Regions from separate parts of the Homo sapiens genome. Here region 1 is linked to region 2. The links are chromatin contacts, found by Hi-C in ENCODE. All regions are on one chromosome and are shown on one strand. Each heading gives the region's core, a stretch centred on a gene start or an enhancer-like site at or near the end of the contact. The rest is flanking DNA. Distances are from core to core; before and after follow the strand shown.

Region 1 (5,060 bases), core at 802-3,301, 360 kb before region 2:
CTCCCTTCCTCAGGCCAACCCCACCCTCGAGGAAACCCAGAGACCGGTCCCCTGGGAGGCTCCCCTCCTGCCAGGCACACCTACCCAGTGGCAGATTTCAGTCATCTTGGCCACCCTAAACCTAAAAAATCCCACGTAGAATCAAAAGACCCCGCCCCTTGGAGGGCTCACTTCATAGAGGCTCTGCCCCAGCTTCCCAAGGCCTTATCCTCCTCAGGTGCCATCTGCCCAAGACCCTACTCCATGGCCCGCTTCCTAAATGCCCGTCTTCCCAACATCCTACCCCAGCCATTGGTCCCCGCCCCTTCAAGGGATCACTGCTAAGTGGCCGTGGCTAATTAAGCCAACCTGCCCTATCCCTACCAGGGCATTTTTCTCCATTAATCCAGCCAGTTCCCAGCAAGCCCAGCCCATTCTGGGCCATTTACCCTACCCCATTAGGTCTTGCTTCCTCCTGGGCTCACCTCCTCATTAACCCACCTAAAACCTCTGACCACACTCATAAGTCAAGCCCCTTCCGTAAAATGTCACTCAGACGCATTGGCTCCGCACCTTTAACGTTCATCTCCAGGTTAGCCAATGCAGGCTGAGCCCAGACCCATAAGCCCCACCCGCCAAAACTCCACATCAGTCCCCTCAGGACCACATTGTCCTGGTCCCACACAATCAGACTACTCCCATATCAAGCACCGCCCCCAATGACTGATATCCGCCTCACTGGGGTCCACCCCCTTACAGCAGAACTCTCAAACCAGGCCTCCCCGGCCTAATTCATGTACCCAGGTTAGCCTCCAGGTTAATCCTATTCTATTTTTAGACCACGCCCCTCCCAGACCACGCCTCACTGAGGCTCCTCCCATTCCCAGGCCCCGCCCCTCTGATAGTCTCCGCCTTACCTGATGGCGCTGATGACTCCGCCTAGGATGCGCATGGCCGTTCCACCGCCACCGCCGCCTCCACCACCGCCGCCGCCGCCGCCGCCGCCGCCGCCGCCCCCGGCCCCGCTGATCAGGCCTCCAAGCACATTTCCCAGGCCCCCACCCAGGCCCCCGCCTCCCCCGCCGCCGCCGCCGCCGCCCTTCAAGAACGAGTTAACCAGGAACATGGCTGCGACTCACTGCTGGGGGGAAAAAAGGGGACCAGTGGGTGCTTCGCCCCTGAGCCCACACCCTCCCTTCAAACACGCATTTCCGGCAGCTGGACCTGGGAGGAATCTGAAGCCTCCGGGTGGGGGTCTGAGTTTGCGAGGGCGGGTTGTCCGCGGATGGGTGGGGCAGGTATGGGGGATCAGGTTTGCAACCTCCTCAGGTCTAAAAGGCACCCGTGGGGCTTGAGGGAGCCTGGACTGGGTGCACGCGTGAAGGGGAGGGTGCAGATCTGGTGGGGGTTCTCTTGGTGGGGACCCCAAGTTGGCGTAAGGCGTTCCCGACATGTCTGGGCGCTAGAATGTGAGATCCAGAGCCCAGCCTGAATGTAGAGGTCCTTGGCAGGTCATGGGCGCGGAGCAAACATCCACGGCCTAAAGGGCCCCAGGGCGGGGTTTAGGAAATCCCAAATGTGGGCTTGAGAATTTAGGTATTCCCAGCGGCAGGATTCCAGTGTCACCTCTGGCTCTGTGGGCTCGGGTCTAAGATCGTGGCTGTGAGCTCTGGGTTCCCGGACAATGGGGTTCCCCGCTGGAACTGGGGGCACAGATCTACGATCGCGGTTCAGGACACCCCAAGGAAGAATTCACAGGGTATCTCTGAAACCTATGGGCCTGTATTTTGGATCATGAGACAGAGGGTGGAGAAGGGTCCCCGGGACGGCATAAAAGGAGATCGAACAGGTCTGAGGGTTCGAATCTGAGACCATGGATCTGGGGGGCTCCTGAGGCCGAGACTTCACGGTTTCGCCGGGTCTGGGGGCCGCCAAAGTCGGAGTTGCGGGGTGCGGAGGGGGTACGGGCCGGGCGCTTACCGCCGCACACGTCCGGAGTTCTGGGAGTCGGTTCCACTGCCGCTCCCGGGCCTCCCGCAGCGTCCGGCTCCGGAGGGCGGGGCCGGTGACTCAGGCCGCAACTCTCGGGTCGGACACTGCACCGCGGCCCTGCTGTCGCCCGCGCGGTCCTAGAGCCGAAGCGGACATTGCGCATGCGCACCCCACACCGCCCGGCTAGCTGGATCCAGGTCTGGGCCCCGCCCTACGCGTTTCCAGCGCCGGAGGTCTTAATCCCGCCCTGACTCGGTAGGCGGGGGTCTTCCCGACACCCCTCAGGTCTGGGTGGAGGCACCCGCGGACGAGAACTCGGAGGGGACCCACCCCCCGAGTGTCGTAGTGTGAATTTTCACCCTAGGGCATGCCAATATCCTTCCAGGGTGGCGGTTTTCGGTCCGCTCACTAAGGGACTCCGCACGGGCCCTCTGCAGGTGTTGTCGCGACAAACACCTCCTGGAGGCCTGGAGTATGGTTTGACTCACACGCTGGGGGACAGTCGCCCGTGTCTGTGGCGAGGATTGAGGCTGGATTGCCTTTCCCAGTGCCTGCAGCAGCCCGGATGGCAGTCAAACCGCAGGCAGCGCCTGCGCCGCCTCCCAGGCGAACCTTACCACGCCCCCGCCCCAGTCAGGGGCCACCAGAATCATTCCTTCCTGGACTGGCCCAAAGAGTGTCCTCAGTATGCTAGCCTCTAAAGAAGGCCCCAGACACAGGAAGATTCCTTTGGCCACGGCCTGGTTTCTTTATTTACTTAAAAAATATTATTGTTTTTACATAATAGAGACGGAGGTCTCGCTATGTTGCCCAGGCTGCTCTTGAACTCCGGGCCTCAAGCCGTCCTCCTGCCTCAGCCTCCCAAAGTACTGTGAGGTACTGGGATTACAGGTATGGGCTACCGGCCTTTTTTTGATTTAATTTAATTTTTTACAATAATATTTTTACATAGCCTGGTTTCTTTTCTTTTCTTTTCTTTTTTTTTTTTTTTGTTTTGAGACAGCGTCTTGCTCTGTTGCCCAGGCTGGGGTGCAGTGGCGCCATCTCAGCTCACTGCAGTCTCTGCCTCCCAGGTTCAAGCGATTCTCCTGCCTCAGCCTCCCGAGTAGCTGGGATTACAGGCATGCACCACCACACCCAGCTAATTTTTGTATTTTTAGTAGAGACGGGGTTTCACCATGTTGGCCAGGCTGGTCTCAAACTCCTGATCTTAGGTGATCCACCTGCCTCGGCCTGCCAAAGTGCTAGGATTACAGGCATGAGCCACGGGAGTCCAGTACTTTTTCAGGACTCATCGGGGGGAGCTAAATCTGGCCCCCAGGCAGGCTGGCTGGCTCTTATCCCCTACCCTGCAGGCTGGCTAGGCTTGAGTTGAATCCTGGCTGTGCCCTGTAATAACTGCACAACCCCAAAAGAGTGGCTTGATATTCCTGAGCAGCGATTTTCTCATCTGTAAAATGGGAACATGGGTTGCTCCATACCACTAGGCCCCCTATCAAAATTAAATGATATCTGCAGCAATACTGATTATTAAAAAAAAAACTTAAGTGGTGGCTGGGTGAAGTGGTTCATGCCTGTATTCCCTGCATTTTGGGAGGCTGAGGCAGGAGGATCTCTTGAGCCCAGGAGTTTGACTCCAGCCTGGGCAATATAGTGAGACCTTGTCTCTACAAATAATACAGAAATTAGCTGAATGTGGTGGCATGCGCCTAGTCCCAGCTACTCTAGAGACTGAGGTGGGGGGATCACCAGAGCCCAGGAGGCGGGGGTTGCAGTGAGCCGAGATCATGCCACTGCACTACAATCTGGGTGACAGAGCGAGACTCTGTCTCAAATAAATACTGGGCACAGTGGCTCATGCCAATAACCCCAGGACTTTGGGATGCTGAGGCGGGCAGATCACCTGAGGTCGGGAGTTCGAGACCAGTCTGACTAACATGGAGAAACCCTGTCTCTACTAAAAAATACAAAATTAGCCGGATGTGGTGGTGCATACCTGTAATCCCAGCTACTCGGGAGGCTGAGACAGGAGAATCGCTTGAACCCAGTAGGCAGAGGTTTCAGTGAGCCAAGATTGCACCATTGCACTCCAGCCTGGGCAACAAGAGTGAAACTCCGTCTCCAATAAATAAATAAATAAATTGGTGATAAATGCTTTGTAAATGCCCCCATTAGCTCTGTGTCTGTGCTCATGCTGTTCCCTCAGCCTCGAGGCCAGCTGTATTCCTCAGCTGGTAGACTCTTAGTCTTCCTTAAATAGTACAAAAACAGGCCAGGTGTGGTGGCTCACGCCTGTAATCCCAGCACTTTGGGAGGCCGAGGTGGGCAGATCACTGAGGTCAGGAGTTTGGGACCACCCTGACTAACATGGTGAAATCCTGTTTCTACTAAAAATACAAAAAATCAGCCAGGCGTGGTGGCGTGTGCCTGTAATCCCAGCTACTCGGGAGGCTGAGGCAGGAGAATCGCTTGAACCCGGGAGGCAGAGGTTGCAGTGACTCGAGATCGTGCCATTGCACTCTAGCTTGGGCAACAAGAGCGAAACTGTCTCAAAAAAAAAAAAAAGATACAAAAACAAGTAACCATCAACCACTCCTCCAAGTGCTTGACGTCCATCAGTTCCCTTGTTCTCCTAACAGCCCTGTGACATAGATGCTATTTATTATCCCCATTTTACAGATAAGTAAACCGACTCTGAGGTTAAACCCAAGCAGTCACTCTCCCTAGCCTGTATCCTTAACCACTACCCTTATGCGTTAATAATATAATTAATATAATAGGTCAAATAACAACATCACAACAGACAAAACTAGTTGCAGCTGATGTTTCCTGAGGCCTTGCTGGGGCCAGGCCAAGGTAACTGCTACACAAGCCTTGTCTGCAGGGCAGGAGAGAGAATGGAGATTCTGAAAGGCAGGGTCACGGAGGGTGGCAGAACCAGATCTGAACCCGGGCTTGGCACAGATCTTTTGGTGATGACTAATCCAGATTCCCTTCTCACCACACCCCTCCCTGCCAGACTGACTGCTCCAGCTCTCTGCCCTCTCCCGAGGCTCACTTGCTGCCAGCCCTCATGCCCTCGGCCAGGA
Region 2 (4,856 bases), core at 580-3,079:
GTCCCATCTCTCCCTGCTGAAAACCCTTCCGTAGCCCCTGCAGAGTACAGTGATCTCCTACCACTGTCTAGACAATCACAACTCCCATCTCATCAGCCTTCCTGCTTCCAGCCTCTCCCCTCCTGCCAGCTTTTCCGCAATAGCCTGGATCGTTTTCAGAAAACACAAATCTGGCTCTATTTCTCCATAGATCCTGGGCCTTCAATGACTCCCTGTTGTCTTCAAGACGAAGTCTGAATTCTCTGGTCTGATAATCGAGACTTCCCTGAGCTGATTTCTGTTTACCTCTCCAGTCCCATCTCTTCCCATTGCCCCCACTCTCAGAGCTCTTGAACTTCTAAGAGTCCAAAAAAAGCACCCTCTTCTCATTTCCTTCTAGGCCTTTGCAAAGGCTGTTCCCTCAGCCTGGAACACTCGCCCCACCTTTCCCTGGGTACATTCATCCTCACTCCCACCCCTCAGGTCCCAACTCACATGTGCCCTCCTCCAGGAAGTTCTCCCTGACCCTTCAGGCTGCACCTGGCATCTCCTCTGGACTCTCTCCATCCCCTGAGGTTCCCCCATCCCAGGTTCCATGCCTTGACCAGAGCTTCTCCCTTCACAGCTCTGATCACTCTGAGATGGCACTGGTGGTGACAAGTTCATCTCTCTCATTGGACTATGACCGGCCTCCCAGAAGGAGGGCCCCAGACTGAGCTCCCCAGCATAGAGCTGGGCATTGAGTTGGTGTTCAGACATGATTGTTCCTGATTCTTTTCTGGGTCCCCAGTGCCAGCCCAGTCGCGCGCAGCAGGGACTGGGTAAAATCTGATGAATAAATTAACCAGCTGCCAGACAGATTCACTGGGCTGTAGCGTCTCCCTGCTCCATGTCCCTGCAACCCCCAGTCACCCTCAGGGTCTCACCCTCAGGGTCTGTCCCCCTCCAGCCCATAAGGTTCCCCAAGGCAGGATGGGAGCTGACTCTCTCTGTGCCTGGAGCGTGGGGCCTGCACAGAGGCGGTCTCAGTGAATGTCTGCTAAGTGAGGGAATGAATGGATGAATGAGCGGGAGCAGCATGGTGGGAGAGGGAAATGGTGGGGGAGGGGGATGAGGACAAGGAGATGGAGCAGACCCGAGGATCAAGGGAGGTACAGTGCTGGCCTGTTGGGGTGGAGTAAGGAAGGAGTGGCTGGAGAGACGAGGCAAAGGCTCAGACTGATGCGGGGCGGGGGGGATTGAGAGGAACTGGGATAGGGTGAAAATGAGGGAGAAGGAGAAGAAAAGGGTCAGGCTGGGGATGGAGCGGGTGGGGGGTGGGGCTCGGGAATGAGAAAGGGGCTGTGGGGAGGAGGAGGGGGCTCCGCCGGGGAGGGCTGAGGGCTGGCAGAAGGATGCCGAGGAAGGTGCTGGGATGGGAGCTGGGGAAGGACCCAGGAGCCTCAGGAGGCCCCTGCAGGGGCCACTTGGGTGGCGCGGGTCCCTTCCTGGACTAGCCCCGCCTCCTCCCAGCCCAGGCCCTAGGTCCCTGTCACCCCATCCAGGGCGTGGAAGACGGGGATGCGCGCTTAGGGGGCGGGGTCGAGGTACGGGCTGGGACCCGGGATGGGGCCGCAGGACGGGAGGGACCACGGCTGAAGCACAGGCCGCGGGATCGGGCGGGGCCGGGGGCGGGGCGCGCGGGGCGGGGCTGCGCACGGACAGACTGACATCCGGACGGACAGGCTGACGGCCGCGTGGGACCCTTACCACCATGGTCGCGTAGCCTCCTCAGGCCCCGGCCGCGCTCGACCCCTCGCTCGCCGTTCTCGTCGCCGCTGCCGCCGCCATGGCGACACAAAGGGGAGGGCGCGAGCCGCGCGCGGGCGGCTGCAGACCCCGCCCCTAACGGCTGCCCGTGGCTCCGGCGCGCGCCCCACGGGGGCGGGGGGCAGCGGGAACGCGGCGCTGCTTCTCATTGGCTCCGCCCTTGGCCTTAGGCCGATGCCCCGCCCACCCGGAGGCTTCTCATTGGTTTCACCTTGGGCTCCGCCCCGGCTCTGTGTCCTCGGTCCCGCCCCTCGAAGTTTGACAGCGCCACGCCCATGACTGCTTTTCATTGGCTGTCATCGCCCTCCTGAGACAAGCCCCCAGGTTCTTTATGCTTTGCTTCCGACACTTCCAACACCAAGCAATGGACCCTACCTTTCGTCCACTCCCAGTGTCCATTCTTCTGACTTTTTTATTTTTATTTCTTTAAGAGACAGGGTCTCACTCTGTCGCCCAGGCTGGAGCGCAGTCCTGCAATCGTGGCTTACTGCAGCCTCAACCTCCTGGGCTCAAGCGATACCTCCCATGTAGCTGGGACTACAGGCGTGCGCTACCACGCCTGGCTAATTTTTTTTAGACATGGGGGTCTCACTATGTTACCCAGGATGGTCTTGATCTCTGGGGCTCAAGAGATACTCCCTCCTCAGCCTCCTTTCAAAGCGCTGGGATGACAGGCGTGAGCCACCACGCCAGCCAGCCCCTGATAGTCTTAATTGGATTCTCCCACGGCCTCAGAGCAGTGCCCAGTTCCTTAAGCAGCTTTTCAAAGTCCCAGTCCCAAGTCTCACCTTTTCAGTCCTGATCCCGACCCCGCTCACATAATGCCGAGGACGCTCCGCCCATGGACGTTTCTCGTTGCCTCATATACCTTGCCTAGGACGTAACCCGAGGCTTTCTGCGATTTGGCCTCCCCTGCCCACTGGACATTTTCTTGTTTCCCCTTCTACTGCTTATTACGGGCCAATCTCCAGCCTTGATTTTTTTTTTCTAGGAAAATGCTTAGGGGGAAATGCCAGATCATGCTTATGCCCCCCATAAAGCCATTCCCAATGGAGCCTGCTAATACTGAGCATGCCCAGATAACACTGTAATAACGCCCTTCACAGGAGGGTCTCTCCTTAGTCATGCCCTCAACAAATTCTCATCTCAGAGGGTCTTGGTCTGTTCATTCATTCATTCATTCATTCATTCACTCAAACTCTAATCAATTTGTACATACATCAACAACCAAACCAGGAGAAAATATACCCTGCCCACATTGGAGCTCAAAAGCTACTGGGAGAAGACAATGAACAAAATTAACATTAAACAAAATATAGAATATTAGGCCAGGCGTGGTGGCTCACGCCTGTAATCCCAACACTTTGGGAGGCCGAGGCGGGCAGATCACTTGAGGTCAGGAGTTCGACACCAGCATGGCCAGCATGGAGAAACCCCGTCTCTACTAAAAATACAAAAATTAGCCAGGTGTGGCGGCGGGCGTGCCTGTAATCCCAGCTACCTGGGAGGCTGAGGCAAGACAATGGGTTGAACCCAGGTGGCAGAGTTTGCTGTGAGCCGAGATCGCGCCACTGCACTCCAGCTTAGGTGTTGAAGTGAGACTCTGTCTCAAAAAAAAAAAAAAAAAAAAAAAAAAAAAGCTGGGGACAGTGGCTCACGCCTGTAACCCCAGCACTTTGGGAGGCCGAGGCGGGAGGATCACAAGGTCAGGAGTTCGAGACCAGCCTGGCCAATATGCTGAAACCCCGTCTCTACTAAAAATACAAATATTAAAATTAGCCAGGTGTGGTGGCGTGTGCCTGTAATCCCAGCTACTCAGGAGCCTGAGACAGGAGAATTGCTTGAACCCAGGAGGCGGAGGTTGCAGTCAGCCGAGATTTTGCCACTGCACTCCAGCCTGGGAGACAGAGCAAGACTCTGTCTGAAAAAAAAAAAAAATATTAGAAGGTGATTCATTCTATGGAGAATAATTAAGCAAGGGCTGGTGAAAGGGAGTGCTGAGGGAGAGGTGAATGTGCAGTTACTTATGTACTAAATTTGCTGACCTCACTCTCATCACAGGGATTTCCCACACGATATTCCTTCTGTCTAGTGTTTCCCCATCAACCCCTGCAGTGATTTTTTTTTTTATTTTTTAATTTTTCTGGGTACATAACAGGTATATTTAGGTATATATATTGAGGGGGCACATGAGATGTTTTGATACAGGCATGCAATGTGTAATAATCACATCATGGAGAATGGGGTCCTGCAGTGATTTTAAAACAGCTGCAAATTCTCTGACACTCTTCTTATCAAGACGCGGACTCTATGATTGCTTTCTATGAATCTGGGTGGGACTAGGATAGCTTCAACCAATAGAAAACAGTGGAAGTGACACGGTGATTTCTAAGGCTATGTGATGAAAGGCAATGCAGCTTCTTGACCAATGTTCTCGTCCACTGGAATGAGCTGTAGAACCATGGTGCATCATATGCGAAGTGTGACTATGCTGAAGCAGACATGCTTTGAGGAAGCCCAGGCCAATGGAGCTATGTATAGGCATTAGTCAATAGTCCCAGTCAGACTGGGAGAAGACCACGGAAGAAGTTCTGGAGGATTCTACTCCACAGCCATCAAGTCTATCAAGTCACCTTTGAGTCTTTCCAGGTGAATCCCCAGACATCATGGAGGAGACAAAAATTGTCCCCATATGAGCCCTGTCCAAACCTCTGACTCTCAGAATCCATGAGCATAATAAAATAATTGTTTTATGCCACTAAGTTTTGGGAGCGGTTATCCAACTAGAGTAATTAGGACAGCCCTTTGTTAACTAGATAATTTCTACCTGTCTCAGCTTAAGTGTAACTTCCTCAGGAATGCTTCTAGACCCCACCCGTGACCCAGCTAGATCAGGTTCTGCTACTATAGTATCTTTTATTTCTCCTTATATCTAAACAGCTATTTTTCTTGTCAATTACATTTTTTTGTTAGTTTGTTTGTTTTTGAGATGGAGTCTCACTCTGTTGCCCAGGCTGAAGTGCAGTGGCACCATCTCAACTCACTGCAGCCTCCGCCTCCCATGTTCA

Evidence for each region. Hi-C counts contacts between places; a loop is a spot of excess contacts on that map. Pooled maps may share reads with other maps.
Region 1: a pooled map shows a loop between it and region 2 (13-fold over the local background). The contact joins the promoter of CAPNS1 here to the promoter of ARHGAP33 in region 2. A Hi-C loop is called at or near these places in 7 of 50 pooled maps.

The regions. Positions count from the first base shown.
Region 1 is chr19:36,137,057-36,142,116 of GRCh38, reverse strand. It overlaps CAPNS1 (calpain small subunit 1), which reads right to left and starts at 2,051. Exons shown (of 11, transcript NM_001749.4): 1 at 1,960-2,051; 2 at 897-1,120. The coding sequence starts at 1,105. LOC105372385 (a long non-coding RNA gene) reads left to right here and starts at 2,135. Exons shown (of 3, transcript XR_935954.3): 1 at 2,135-2,226. RefSeq lists enhancers at 1,585-1,644, 1,735-1,784.
Region 2 is chr19:35,772,537-35,777,392 of GRCh38, reverse strand. It overlaps ARHGAP33 (Rho GTPase activating protein 33), which reads right to left and starts at 1,829. Exons shown (of 21, transcript NM_001366178.1): 1 at 1,729-1,829. The coding sequence starts at 1,734. RefSeq lists enhancers at 1-256, 2,278-2,337 and a silencer at 1,568-2,047.